Regions from separate parts of the Homo sapiens genome. Here region 1 is linked to region 2. Evidence: read pairs that join two places in POLR2A ChIA-PET (ENCODE). Cell type or tissue: PC-9. All regions are shown on one strand.

Region 1 (8,000 bases), 190 kb after region 2:
AAACATAACTTTTATATGTACTCGGAAACCAAAAAATTTGTGTAACTTGTGCTATACTGTGGTGGTCAGGAACAAAAACTGCATTATCTGTAAGGTATACCTGTGTAATTTATTAAGAGAATTACTAAATTTCCTAATATTTCTAAACTAAGTATCTACTACAACATTCATCTACAGGACTATTTACTAGTTTTTCAAACAGTTTTCTCACTCAGAACATTTCTTTCTGATATCCCTATCATATGCTTACACTGTGAAATACTAAGTACAGTGAAGCCCTGTAATTTCCATAAGCACCATTCCAATTATATGACTTCTTATCAATGATTTTGAATGCAAAGGCATTATCAGCTTAACAATAACCCACAACACTTGGACCAACTACAAAAGCATTATCAATGACCCTTATTTAACTGGTTTTTCTCAGCACTTTGGGATACTTTGTACTATCATGTGTAGTACAAAAACTCTACTCCCATACCAAATTTCAACAACTATTTACTTTCCTTAAGAAAATTATCTTGCCCTGATCCAGCTAAATGCCATATGTATATTCGCCAACTTTCCTGAACCATCAGGTATTCTGAAATTTAATCAAGTTTTCTATTGAGCCACCTATTCAATTTGATGCCATTTCACAATCTTAATGAGCATACTCTGTGTGCTACCATCTAAGACTCTGGCGGAAGTATTAAAAAGCACTGGGATCAGGATCCGACTGACAGAATTCAACTCAGAGTGCATGGTCCCCCTCCTCAGTGCTGGGGACTGGTGATGAGCCACAGGTAATTGTTCTCAGAGGATCTTGATAGTCCTAGGTCAGTCTATCTTCTTAGCCACAAAACTTGCCACCTCTCACAAACATATGCTACCTACACCATCACACACACACACACACACACACACACACACACACACACACAGATAAAAGACTGGCAGAAGACAGATCCATAGCAACCAACCTACATTAGGCACCCTAAGATGGTGAATCTGCATCATACTCATCTTCAAAGAAAGCAGCATTAAGTTTTCTTGGCAACACTCTACTCAACTGACTGTAGTAACCTATGCTAGTGAGGCCCCCCATAAAATAGGATGACATAACCACAGCTTGCCAGATGCCATCTCAGGCAGCAAAGCTATTTTTCAATATACAAGCTCATCTCCACTCCCACCTGTTGAACTGAATGTCTAACAAGAATCAGTGGTTTCTGTTTCCAAATCTGCCTTATAATTATGCCTGTTCTGTTACTGTAGATAATATAATCAGTTACAACCCAAACCAGTAAGTGCAAAAAGGATGCATTATTTCTATAAAATCTATGTTGACTGCTTTGAACAGATCAAAAGACATACTGCCAAGCATGGTCAGGACAACTTAAAGACTGGGATGGATAAAAATCATAAATCTGGAAAGATTATACAAAGAAAAGGAAACAGTCAACAGAGTAAAGACACAACCTGCAGAATGAAAGGAAATATGTGCAAACCGTACTTCTGATGACCATACTTCTTTAACATCTAAAATATACAAGGAGCTCAACTCAATAGCAAGAAAACAGATAACCCAATTTTTTAAATGGTCAAATGATCTGAATAGACATTTCCCAAAAGACGACATACAAATAGCTAACAGGTACACAAAAAAGTATTCAACATTAATAATCACCAGAGAAATGCAAATTAAAACTGCAGTGGAATAGTTATCACCTCACTCCTGTTAGATGGCCATGATCCAAAAAGACAAGAGATAACAACAAGTGTTGGCAAGGACGTGGGGGAAAAAGGGAACCCTTGTATACTACTCATTGGAATTAGTACATCCAATATGGAAAACAGTATATTAAAATTAAAAATAGAACTACCAGTGGAATTGAGCCAGCAATTCCACTTCTGCGTATATATCCAAAGGAATGGAATCAGGATGCTGAAGAGATATCTACACTCCCATGTTCAACTGCAGCATTATTCACAATAGCCAAGACATGAAATCAACCTAAGTGCCCATTAATGGATGCATGGATAAAATGTGACATATAAACACAACGGAATACTATTAAGCCTTAAAAGAGAAGGAAATTCTTTCATTTGTAAAAACCTGGATGAACCTGGAGGACATCATGTTAAGTGAAATAAGCCAGACACCGAATGACAAATACCACATGATCTCATTTATGTGCAGAATGTAAAAGAGTCCAACTCACAGAAGCAGAGAGTAGAATGGGGGGTTGGGGATATGTTCATCAAAGGACATAAAATTTCAGTTAGGAGGAATAAATCAATTGTATGGTGATTATACTTAGTAACAATTTATTGTATACTTGAAAATTGCTAAGAGATTTTAAATGTTCCCACCCCCCAAAAATGATAGGTGTGTGAGGTGTTAATTAGCTTGATTTAGCCATTACAATGTATACATATATCAAAACACCAAGCTGTACACCATAAACATACACAATTTATATTTGCAAGATTTAAAAAGTCTTAATTAAAATATTTTTTTTAAATCTAGAAAGAGTACCTTCAGATTGCTTCACAAATGTATTTAGACTCTCATGTCACTTAATGAAACCAAAACTGGACATTACTTAATTAACAATTACTTAGGCACTTACATGCCAGTTACCAACAGGATTAAATGAGTTAATCATTTTAAACTAGTATGTGTTTGACAATTACTGACTCACTGGTATTATCTGCATTTTACAAATGGGGAAACTGAGGCAAGGAACTGTCAAGTAACTTGCCTTGGTTCATATGCTAGTAAGAAAAGAGAATAAGGGTTGCAGCCCAGGAGGCCTGGTCTCAGAGGCCACATTCTACTATGCTAAATTATCACAGACTATGTATTATTTGTGTGGCTTATGCAGAAACAAGTGTATGGCTCTCAAATCAGTTGATGACATGCAAAGAACAAGCCTTAGACCTACATTTAAAAACGCAAATCATGTAAATTTATGTTTTAAATTAAACTAAACATTCAAGTTGCTTTTTAAGATTCCATGCTTTAACACATTTTTTTACTTACCTATCAGTTTTATCAATTTGAATAAGAGACTTCTGATGTACATTTCCCATGTTCTGGTGTAAGCCAGTCACAAATCAATGATAGAGCAAAGAGCTTCACATTAATTACTGATATTATTGACATGCTGTATTCTCTTTTCCCAGGAAAAGAAATGGAAGTATTTACAGGCTTGAATGTAACATTTTGAGATTCTACCCATGATTAATCAGCACAACTATAGTATAAGCAATTTCAGAAATGCAGAGGACAAAACAGGAAACTCCACCAAAAGCTTTAGCAAAACATCAAAAAAAAAAAAAAAAAAAGAATTCTGAACAAAATTCTTAACATTCAGAAATAAACCTAGGCTGAGCGCAGTGGCTCCTGCCTGTAATCCCAGCACTTTGAGAGGCCAAGGGCAGGTGGATCACCTGAGGTAAGGAGTTCAAGAGGAGCCTAGCCAACATGGCAAAACCCCGACTCTACTAAAAATACAAAAATTAGCTGGGCATGGTGGCGCACATCTGTAGTCCCAGCTACTAGGGAGGCTGAGGCAGGAGACTCACTTGAACCTGGGAGGCGGAGGATGCAGTGAGCTAAGATCGTACCACTGCACTCCAGCCTGTGCGACAGAGCAAGACTCCGTCTCAAAAAAGAAAAAAAAAAAAAAGAAAAAAAGAAAAAAAATCTCGTTTTGTCAGGTGAACATCTATTTAGAAAGTCTTCCCTCTTAATGGATTCCATTAATTTCTCTATCATCTTGCTGAGTGCTAAAGTGCAATCGAGTTATCAATGTAAAATCAAAAGCAACTTCTAAAACAAAATCCATCTCCACACTTACTACCATAACAAATTCATAAGTAAATTTCTCTCTGAAAGAGTTAAGCATAAAATACAATGTAACAAGTCAATGAGACATCTGGGGTATATTTACCCAAGTACAGAAACCTAAGGAGACAATGTCAAATGTCTTCAACTAATACACAACTTATGAAATTATTTTTTAAAGCATTCTCCCAATGTAATAATTATTTCAAGGACCCTGAAACAATCAGGTAAAAGGTTACTGACAAACAAGATCCCATACGGTTTCAAAGTTTCATCCTACAAATTACTTAATACAAAGAGAAAGTCATTCCTTTAGAATCTGGCATTCAGTACCTCTAAGCAAGTGATCAAACTTTTCTTTTTTTTTTTTTTTTTCTTTGAAAATTAAGTTTACTTGTTTATTATAAAGGATATTGCAAAGGATACAGATGAAGAGATGTGTAGGGCAAGGTAGTGGGGAAGGTGCTGGGAGCTTCCAAGCCTTCCTGAGTGGGCCACTCTCCAGGAACCTCCATGTGTTAAGCTATCAGGAAGCTCCCTAATTATTTTCTTTTTTTTCTTTTTTTTTTTTTTTTTAATTTTTTTTTTTAATTATACTTTAAGTTTTAGGGTACATGTGCACATTGTGCAGGTTAGTATATACCTAATGCTAGATGACACGTTAGTGGGTGCAGCGCACCAGCATGGCACATGTGATCAAACTTTTCTACACAAGGGGAGAACTTGACATTATGTTCACACTAATGGCAATGTACATTTACGTTTTACATTAAAATAAAGCATTTAAGGTATTTTTAGATCTGTGCTATAACTCACTTTTTCACTTTATCACTGGTGTGCTAAAATGTACACAACTTCACCTTAAAATTAAGAATCCTTGTCAAAATGTTTAACCTAAAACAAATCATTAAAAACAATGAGACAGATCTAAAATGTGGAAGGCTTGTATTCTTCCAAACCTCACTGACAGGACAAACAAAAAGAAGGGGAACCATTCTAGATTAAGACAGACTAAGAGAAATATCAAACCAACTGCGATTCATAAATCATTTGGGGATGTTACATTAGAAACGGCGGGGTGGGAACTACAGAAGACATTTTTGGGACAAGTTTCAATATGGACTATAAAGTAGCTGACATGAGATTACTGCTAATTTTCTTAAGTGTGATAAAATCGTGGTTATGTATGTGAATGTTCTCATTCTTAGGAAATTCATGCTGAAATACATAAGAGATAAAGTATAATATCTACAAATGGTTCTGGAAAAGGTATATTTATAGAAAAAGGCAAAGAACAGCAGGCAAATGTTAATAGTCAATCTAGGTGAAGAGTAAATAGGTGTTTGCTATACTACTTACTTCAATCTTTCTGTGGGGTTTAAATTTTTCAAAATAAAAAGTTGAAAGAGGATGTCCTCACAAAGACTTGTACTTGAATGTTCATTATGCATAATAGTCAAAAACTAGAAATGATCCAAATCCCCATCAACTAGTGAATGAATAAACACAATGTGGTATTATCCACAGAATGAAATACTACTCAGTAATAAAAAATAGAACTACAGATACATGCGACAACACAGATGAACCACAAAAACACGTTCAGTGAGAGAAGCTAGTCACAAAAGACTATACATTATGATTCCATTTATGTGAAATACTCAGAAAAGGCAAATCAAGAGTAACAGAAAGCATCAGTGTTCACCAAGGGGCGCGAACAGAAAATGACTTCCAAAAGGTCTGAGGAAAACTTTTCAGAATGATAGAAATGCTATAATATTGCATTGTGTTAACTGTGGTACAATGCTGTTAAGTTGACTAAAAATCACTGAACTACGTACAGTTAGAATGGGTGTATTTTATGGCATGTAAATTACACCTCAGTAAAGCTGTCAACAAAAAAGTTGGGAGAGGAATATTCTATGATCTGAAAAAAAATCAATGATATTTTGGAAAGGAATAAATCTGATAATTTGTTAGTGCAGACAGAGAGTCAGTGCAAGCATGGAATCAGGCATCAGGCTAAGCTATAAAATTAAAACAATTTCATTTCTACAAAAAAAAATACATTAAAAGGAAGCATCCAATAAAAGTTTACTTAAAAAGTAATGAAGTCCAGTCCTTTATTTTATATTCCGAAATAAATTTTTATATTACCAAGTATATATTTCCAAATAAGCTCCCTAGAGAAGAATACATAAATTAATTTCATAATCAAAAGACTGCTTTCAACAACAAAAAGACAACCCAATTAAACAGTGGGCAAAGCACTTGAACAGCCATTTCTTCAAAGAAGATATACGAATGGTCAAAAATCACAGGTAAAGATGCCTGTCATTAGCCATCAGCAAAATGCAAATCAAAACCACAATAAGATACACTAGGGTGGCTATAAAATTTAATTAAAAAAAAAAAAAACAGAAAGTAAGTGTTGGCCAGTATGTGGAGAAACTGGAACCCTCATACATTGCTAATGGAGTGTAAAATGGTGCAGCCACTGTGGAAAACAGTTTGGACTTCCTCAGTAAGTTAAACATAGAATTACCACAAGACCTAGCAATTCCACACCCACGTGTATACCCAAAAAGTGAAAATAGGTGTTCAAACAAAAACTTATACATGCATGTTCGTGGCAGCTCCACTCACACAGCCAAAAGGTGGAAGGGACCTAAATGTCTATCAACTGATTACTGGATAAACAAGGCTGTTATATCCATACAATGGAATGTTATTCGGTCATTTAAAAAAAATGGAAGTTATGCAGTAAGATACACACAACAACACGGATAAGCCCTGAAAACATTATACAGTGAAAAGTCATTTTTTATTATTTCACTCATATGAAAGAGACTGAATAAACAAATCCATAAAGACAAAAAATAGATTAGTGGCTGCAAGCGGATACAGAGAAAAGAATAGGAAGTGGCTCCTCAATGGGTACAGGTTTCCTTTTGGGGTAATAAGAATGTTCTCAAACTAGACAGTGATGACTGCATAACACTGACTGTACTAAACACCACTGAATGATTTACTTAAAAATGGTTAAAATGGTTTAAAATGGTGTATTGTGTAAGTATTATACCATAATTTAAAAATAAAACTCTGCCTGTGGGTGTACAACATTTTTAACTTGAACTTAATTACTATAACTTTTTCTACCTCTTTTGGCTTTTATGTATACCATAGATCATATTATAGGTATGTCAAAATATTAAACATTTACTGAACACTTGCTACACTGCTACAAACAAGATGTATGCTAGCAACTTTTTTTGAATTTCAGTTAAATCCTTAAAAAAAACTATAAGGTAGGTAGGTATTATCATTCCCATCTTATGCTTAAGAAACCATGGCTAAGAGAAATGAGGCAACTTAACTAATAAGTGGTACACCCTAACCCTAACATTTTTAAGATTAACTCAAATATAAAAGGGAATAAGCTAAATGATTTCTAAGGTAACTTCCAGCAATACAACTCTATGAATATGCCACATTTTAAAAAACACCTTCCGCAAAATGTCCTGACAATAGCTTTCCAGTGAAATATATGAACAGAAAGTCAGCACTAGTCCTAAAAGATCTTTAGTATGACACATGTTAGCATTTCTTTCCCTCTACCAGTATAAGATATTAATTATTAATTACCTTACTGGTTACCATTTCCAGAGAACCCAAAAGGTCCAAGGTGATTGTCACCAAATTTCAAAGTATATCATGAAAGGTGGGTAGCAGAGAAACTGACTATATGTAAACACCTACAGAAAGGAAATTATTAAAAAACACAGATTCCTAGGCCCCACCCCAGGATCTAGTGAATGAAAATCGTTGGGTCAATGCCCAAGAGTGCTTACATTTTCTTAAAAGTCCAAGTGGTCAGCCCAGTTTGGGAATTGCCACAGGAAAGTAAAATTTATATTTTGTCAAACAGGACATACAAGCCAGTCCAACTATACTGACTTTGGAGTACAAGAGTATAGGATTTATAATCTAGTTATGATGTCAGACCTTTTTACTGTACACTGACATTTCAAAGGACATGATTCTACCCAAAGATACTTGAATCTTTGCATTGATTCATTCATGATACTCAACATACCAAATTGTACTTATATTACCTTTAAGAAATATTTTAGTGATCAATTCCAACTGCTCATACACATAAATG
Region 2 (8,000 bases):
GGGAAATGCATAGCATGTAACTAATTCCCCTGTCCTATTGAGCTAATGGAGGTGTAGTTTATTTAAAATTCTGAGTTGTGGTTCTGCTATTTGGGAATGGCTTTCTGAAACTCTGTGGGTGGATACTGGTAATGAAACAGAGAATTCAGAATGACGGGGTGCATAAGGCCAAATAAGCTTTTATGGCAGAGTATGTGTATGCACTAGAAATAATTATACATATATAGTGGGAGGCTGGTTAACTGAACCCACAGAGGCACTTGGCTGTTCAGATAACTAATCACAATATTAAGTCCCCCATGACAAAAATGCCTCCAAGGTTAAACTGTCTGATTTTTAATCATAAACCAGTGAATTTATTGGCTAAAGTATCTTCTCATGTTGTTGGTTTGGATGCAACAGCCAGTCTTTCTTACCCAGATTTTAATCGCAAGAAACTATTAACCCTCTGTGGCCCCTAAATTGTGATGTGCCCTAGAAAGAAGAGTTCTCAGTTGTTAGTATAAAAGCTTAGAGACCTCAGGAAATAGGAATATTTATGTTTTTAAAAGGCAAGCTTGTGAAATCTCTGTTAAGAATTACTTTCCACCAATACATACGGAAATATTTAACTTCCAAGGCCTAGACCAGGAGTTTGAACTAGCCTGAGCAACCCCATCTCTACCAAAACAAAAACAAAAACAAAAAACAAAAAACAAAAACCACATATATATATGTATTGAAGACAAAGTTTCCAAGAACCAATTAACAATGTTAAGTGAGGACTTACTTTAACTGTGTTTAAGATAGGCCGGGCTCGGTGGCTCATGCCTGTAATCCTAGCACTTTGGGAGGCCAAGGCAGGCGGATCACGATGTCAGGAGATCGAGACCATCCTGGCTAACACAGTGAAACGCCTGTCTCTACTAAAAATAAAAAAAAATTAGCCAGGCATTGTGGCACACACCTGTAATCCCAGCTACTTGGGAGGCTGAGGCAGGAGAATCACCTGAACCTGGGAGGCAGAGGTTGCAGTGAGCCAAGATCGTGCCACTGCACTCCAGCCTGGGCAACAGAGCGAGACTCTGTCTCAAAAAAAAAAAAAAGATGGGCAATACTGTTTTCATTTTCTTACAACATTCATTTAGAAGTTAAACTTCTGGCCAGGCACTGTGGCTCATGCCTGTAATCCCACAACTTTGGGAGACCAAGGCTGGTGGATCACCTGAGGTCAGGAGTTGGAGACCAGCCTGGCCAACATGGTGAAAAAACCCTGTCTCTACTAAAAATACAAAAATTAGCCGGGGACGGTGGCATGCACCTGTAGTTCCAGCTACTCCAGAGGCTGAGGCAGAAGAATTGCTTGAACCCAAGAGGCAGGGATTGCAGTGAGACAACTACACGCTTGTAGTCCTAAGCTACTCGGGAGGCTGAGGTGGGAGAATCACTCAAGCCCAACAGGTCAAAGTTATAGTGAGCTGTGATGGTACTGCTGTATCCAGCCTGGGCAACAGAGTGAGACCCTATCTCAAAAAGCGGGGTGGGGCCAGGCTAGAAAAAAGCAATACAACAAAAAAGGAAGTCTGATTTTCCCAATTATAATTCTCAATTTTCTTAAGAAAGGACAAAGGGGCTTTCTGAGCTTCCTGTCATTCACAGCGCTCACCTGTTCAAACAAGGGCTGCTATGGCTCTCCCTCCTTCCCTATCTCCACTGACTTCTACCTCCTTTCCATGTCTGCATTCTCCAATCTGACTGGCCTCAGGTGCTTATTATCAGCTTCTGATTCCATCTCTAAGTTCTTTCTCACTTTCCTCTACACTCCCTCAAGTTTCTCTTCAGTCTCATTTCATTCAAGATTGTCAGGTACCATCTGTCTACATCTCTATTATCTACTGAGCATTTACTAGGCATCATGCTAGGTGAGGTGCTTTAGATAAATTATCTCACTTCCTTCATAATAACTTTATGGCAGCCAGCCCACGTTTACCTGGCAAAAATCTAGACAGCTCTTCTTCAAAGCAACTGGATGATCTGTCTAGGCAAAGCTGTTTCTATGGTCCCTTATAGTCGAATTCTCCTCCTGAATTTGAAAGCCTAACAGCAGGTTCTCAACCTCCTTACCACTAATTCTGCCAGTTAATACCTATACTCACTGCTTCCCACACACAGCCCCCAGTAAAAATTCTCACATAACAAAGAGATATAGTAGAAAACAGTCCTAGGCTGGGTGCGGTGGCTCACACCTGTAATTCTAGCACTTTGGGTGGCAGAGGTAGGAGGATCACTTGAGAGCAAAAGTTCAAGACCAACCTGGACAACAAGCGAGACTCCGTCTCTTAAAAAAAAAAAAAAAAAAAATGAAAAATTAACCGGGTGTGCTGGTGCAGGACTGTGGTTCCAGCTACTCAGGAGGCTGAGGTAGGAGGATCGTTTGAGCCCAGGAGGTCAAGGCTGCAGTGAGCGGTGATCACGCCACTGCACTCCAGACTAGGTGAATAGAGTGAGACTCTCAAAAACCAAAACAGTCCTATCTTCCCCACTCATCCACAGCCTCTTTCTTAAAAGTCAACAGAAAACCAAGCTTTGCCAGGTAAATGAGGAGAATTAGAGCATGAAGAAGACCAAGATAAACAGAAAACCCGGTCTCAAGGTAATTACTGGTAATTCAGAAAACAGAAGAGCACAATGACAAATCTAACCGCTAATGAATATGCTTAGAAGACATTACCATGGAATTATTATATACATAAATAAGGAAAGAACATTACGAAAAAAAATCTTCAGAGAACAAAAGTGAGCTCAAAGTATGATTGTTGAAATAAAAGGGTCAGAAGACAAAGTCAACAGAATCATCCAGAAAACAGGAAATGAAGACTCTGAGAAAAGAATTAGAGAAAGATTATCAAAATAGCACTTCCAACATCTAAATTATAAGCATCCCAGAAAAACAAAACAAAACAAAAAAACCCCCACAAAGTTGATAGGGGAAAATAAAAGAGTTCCAGCGCTGAAGAAGGGCATCAGTCTTCAGATCTAAGGGACCTAGCAAGTATTCGCATCTTGAATGGAAAAAAGGGATGCCTAATACACACTTCACTACAAATTTTAGAACACTAAGCTTATAAAAACACAACCCTGGCTGGGCACAGTGGCTCACGCCTGTAATCCCAGCACTTTGGGTGGCTGAGGCGGGTGGATCACAAGGTCAGGAGTTCGAGATCAGCCTGGCCAATATGGTGAAACCCCGCCTCTACTAAAAATACAAAAGTTAGCCCGATGTGGTGGCAGGTGCCTGTAATCCCAGCTACTTGGGAGGCTCAGGCAGGAGAATCGCTTAAACCCGAGAGGCGGAGGTTGCAGTGAGCCAAGATCACACCACTGCACTCCAGCCTGAGTGACACAGCAAGACTCTGTCTCGGGGGGTTGGGGGGGACAACAACAACAAAACCCTAATGAGTTCTAAAAGTGAAAAAAATCCAGGTATATTACTCATAAAAATGATAATCAGTGGCATCTGACTTCTTAGTAGTAACATGGAATACTAGAAGACAAGAATGCAATTACTTTTTTTTTTGAAACAGCATCTCAGCTCTGTTGCCCAGGCTGGAGTGCAGTGGTGCAATCATGGCTCGCTGTAGCCACGACCTCCTGGGCTCAGGTGATCCTCATACTTCAGTTTCCCAAGTAGCTGGGACCACAGGTGCGCACCACTATGCCTGGCTAATTTTCTGTATTGATTGTAGACACAAAGCCTCACCATGTTGCCCAGGCTGGTCTCCAATTCCTGGGCTCAAGCAATCCACCCACCTCCACCTCCCAAAGTGCTGGGAATTACAGGTATGAGCCACCGTGTCTGGCTGAAGCAATGACTTTCATCCGAGAATTGTTACTCAAATTTTCCAACATAATGGAAGCAGAAAAAAATTTTCAGATATGCAGGAACTCTAACACTGCTTCTTTTAGGCACTAACTTGGGGGTGTATTTGGAAAAATGAGAGAATAAAAGCTTGAGCAGTGAAAGGAAATTCTAGGATGTCACCGCGGGCTTACAGAATCTAGTTCAGATTGGAGAGGAAAGACCGGTAGGCGCTAGGAAAAAGGTTTCAGGTGAAAGGTGTAAATACAGAGTTAGGAAGTAAGTGGTGACGTAAAACCAAATACTGTAGAAAAAAAAAGAAAGGCAATTATAAATGCCAGGGGTGGGGGGACCTGTATTAAAAAGCTATAATGCAAATATAAGGCAAACTAAGATGTGGCATGATTTTTGAGCAACTGATGGAATATAATAAAGGATCAATTTGGCTTTGCTGTAGTAACATTCTTTTTCCATGGCTCAGAGATTCTTATGCAATGGCTCACAGATGCTAGCCCTGAAAAGTAAATGAAAGCTTGCTTTCTAAATAGTTCACCATTAACTGTTTTCATTAGACCCATAGAAAAAGAAATATATTCTTAGCATGTATCACGGTGGCCTGACAGGGAACGTTTACAGAGTCATAATAATGTAAATGTCATATATTGGGCTTTCAATTTTTTAGGAACAACCTATGAACATACATGGAGGATTTGCTTCTGGTTACAGCCTGACTGTAAATACAGGTTGAGTATCCCTAATCCTCAAATCTGAAATCCAAAATGCTACAAAATGTTGAGCTCTGGAACATGGTGCTCAAAGGAAATGCTCATTGGAGTATTTCAGATTTGGGATTCTCAGATTTGGGATGATCAACCAGTAAGTATAATGCAAATATTAAAAAATCTGAAACCTGAAACGCTTCTGGACCCCAGCAGTTTGGATAAAGGGATACTCAACCTGTATTAACTAACAACCATGACATATAAAAATTACAAGTGTAGCCGACCGAAGATATGATGAATAAGTATTTCCAATCAGATGTATTAATATCCTCATTAAGAGATGATGCTGAAAGTTGATGGATCAGGAAAGAATGAAAATCAACAATAAAATAGCAAACACTGGGATGAGGAATAGTATAAGCTAAATCTTCCTATTTCATGCCAGTTGACATCTCAAAAAGGAGGACTTTAAGCATTATTTTCCTCTCATAATTACAAGGTAACCTACAGAACAAAGGTACTAAAACTGTCAAGAGAGAAACACTGGTCAGCTTTGTGGAGTAGGATCATATCCAAGTTATTACTTTCTTTTCTAAGCTATTCTGTGATATGGTGTGTTACCATATGTTACTTTTATAAAAATGAAATCTTATTAAAAAACAAAGAGAGCACCACTTGTTCCCCTTTGCTTTTTTTTTTTCTTCTGGATTAAATGCAGTACCCATGGAAAGTGTTACTTTGGCCCACTATAAACTTAAACTACTTAATGACAGCTTGAATTAGCTACTACTTGTAGATGCTATCTTCCCTCCTCAGTCCACAATAGTTCCTTCCTTATACCCTCAGCTCTCTGCTGCTACTTACAACTTATGGTATTATTTTTTCCTTTAATCAGAACACGGCGACCACCTTTTCTAGGAGAAACTCCCTAGTTCATCTTGTCTCAGCTAACTATCTACTCATTTACTGAGAAAATCTCTGACTGTATGTCCTTCCTTACACTCTTAGATAGAAATAACCCTTCTGGGTTTCTGCCTCTGCTGAGTCTTGCTTGTATGCCTCTTCCATTTCTCCTCTAATCTTTTCTATTTCTCTTCCTGGATCCCTTTTCTTTGTATTTTAGTAGGGGCAAAATAGTTCACTATTTTAACCACCTCCACACCAAAAAATGCCCGACCCTGTCTCTCCCTCCAACCACCACTATTTGCTAGTTTTTAATGGTTCAATTAACTCCATAATGAATGATTTCTGTCTGCTGCCTTTATTTCCTTGTTATCAAGGCCCTCTTTAATGATTTCAGGCTTTCGTTTCCCACACATTACACAAACTTCGTTCAGGTTTTCCAGTGATCTTCTGCTAGCCATGGCCATAGCTTTCCTTAGTCCTCACATTTCCTGATCCCTCTTCTCATGCATCTTTCATGATCCTGTGGGAAGCTTTCTCCTTTCTTTAGCTTCCTTAACTCACTGGCTCCTCTTTCTCTTTCCTGCCCTGAAACACAGTCCTTACCCCCCATTCTTCTTCTTTATTCATTTGCACAGTTTTAATCATTGTTTCTAAATTAGCAATTTCTAAAACAGGCTCATATTTATAATTTTCTATAGGACTATAATAATTTAACTCATCAGAAACTGAAAATAGTTTCAATCAAGTTTTCTTCCTACTCCTTCCCTGTCAGTTACATCTTTCTTCCCTCAGTTCTCCAGATTTATACTTTGCAGTCTTTCTTCAGCCAACTCTAATCAGCCATCAAATCCTGTCAATTACTCTTTTCAAACATATCTTAATCAGATTTATCTCTCTTTCTCTATTCCACTGGCCACTACCCACAGAACATTCCTGAATAAATCAGTAGGAACTGGTTTTTTTGGCAAGTCAAGTATTACTTTATATGCAAAAGGAAAAACCTATTTACATTAACCCAATGGCAAGGCATTTTATAGACTGAAGGATCCTCCTATAACATTAATTCTTAGTTTATGTAGCTTATACTACTGGGATTAGCATGTATTAGGCTTCTTCAAAACTGAGATACACCTAGGCACACCTTAAGGCATCAGAGAAAAACTACAATATCTCTAACAGTAGGAAGTCTCCTGATAGGTTAGTTTTGAGGGTACTACACATAAAGATGTGTATTTACTTAAAGGCACAAATGACAAATACATGAAGTACCAGAATGCTGATAAACTCCTGGATCAAACCGGAAAGCCCTTTCCAAAAAGTATTCTTCTGTGGCTCCGTTACAGATTTCTCCTATCTCAAAGGTCTCATTACTGTGATTTAGTGAAGTTGAGCACTCGAAGTTGAACAGAGCTGTATCTCAGTTTTTCCAAGTACTAGGTGCTCATGTGCTACTCAAAAGCATTGCCAAGTCACATTTGAAGTTTTCCATTCACTGGAAAACACAGTCCTACTCCTAGACTTTCCCTCCACATTCTAGTATCCCTTCATCATTCCCCATGACTCTAAAGTGAATTCTAAGCATTTCACGAGGAAGATAATTCTTGAAAAGAAAAATACAACATTAGTACTATATTTGCTCCTAATGATTGGCATAATCTATCTTCCTGTTCTTCACTTTTTGAAATAAACATAAGTTACATCTCTTGCTCGCAAAAGCTGGAATTAGTTGTACTTGTTTCTGTACTTATTCTCTCTATGGTGTAAGCTCCCAGGGGCAAGATACACATTTATCACTTCTTTTGCATGTTCCTACAGAATCTACTACAGGACTCTGTCACAGCAGTCTTTTAGTAAAGTGCTGGACTGGCTGCCTAACCACAGTGTCTCAGCTGGTGCTATAATCCACATAAGCAACTCCTTCTGAGGGTGTGATCTGTAACTATGATGGCAGACTATACAATAAGATTACAACTTTAATCGGCCATGATTATGAAATATTTCTGAAGATCCTTCTCGAGGGGGGTGCCTTGGAAGCAGACACAGGTATGAGGAATAAATGCCAGCCCACCTGCTGGCGGGAGAGGCAATGGGACCATCTCTTCAGACAGATGAGCAAGCAGGAAAACAGAGAATACAACTTGTCTTGGAAGCTAGCAGCAAGATGAGGCAGTAAAACCCATCAGCATACATCATCCTATCATTGCCCAGTGTCATCCCCAGCCTCTATTAGCCCTCGCTGCATCAGCGCAAGTCCCAGACACTTTATCCTGTTTATAATTGCTGATGAGCAGTAATAAGGCCTCCATGCCTCAGCTCCGTCTGTTCCACTTCGGCACCCACCTATTATGTAATAACTTTTATTTACAGCCTTGCTTGATGCGCTGTTCTATTAGTAGAGCCAGGAACTGAGTGGGGCAAAAAAAAAAAAAAAAGGCTCCTTAATGGGCAGTATCATTGCAAGGCTCAGACGATTTATAATGTTGCTTTGTGGCTGTTCTATCCCACTCCTTCTGGTAAGACTGCTTTGGGAAGGC

What was found. ChIA-PET counts read pairs that join two places held together with the same protein. Peaks named below come from ENCODE experiments on the same cell type or tissue, not always from the same donor. Only the 100,000 strongest peaks of a DNase experiment are listed, where the experiment ranks them.
Region 1: POLR2A ChIA-PET joins it to region 2 with 20 read pairs; 3 of 35 experiments call an interaction of 5 or more read pairs at or near these places.

Annotation. Positions count from the first base shown.
Region 1 is chr6:37,904,954-37,912,953 of GRCh38, reverse strand. The region is part of intron 1 of ZFAND3 (zinc finger AN1-type containing 3); the gene reads right to left. Among named protein-coding and RNA genes, the nearest start is that of ZFAND3, 89 kb to the right of the region's middle. RefSeq lists a silencer at 1,102-1,151. In PC-9, no CTCF peak of the experiment used is centred here; no DNase peak of the experiment used is centred here.
Region 2 is chr6:38,091,590-38,099,589 of GRCh38, reverse strand. All of the region lies in intron 4 of ZFAND3 (zinc finger AN1-type containing 3), which reads right to left. Among named protein-coding and RNA genes, the nearest start is that of ZFAND3, 280 kb to the right of the region's middle. In PC-9, no CTCF peak of the experiment used is centred here; a DNase peak (open chromatin) is centred at 4,319; H3K27ac peaks cover 353 bases.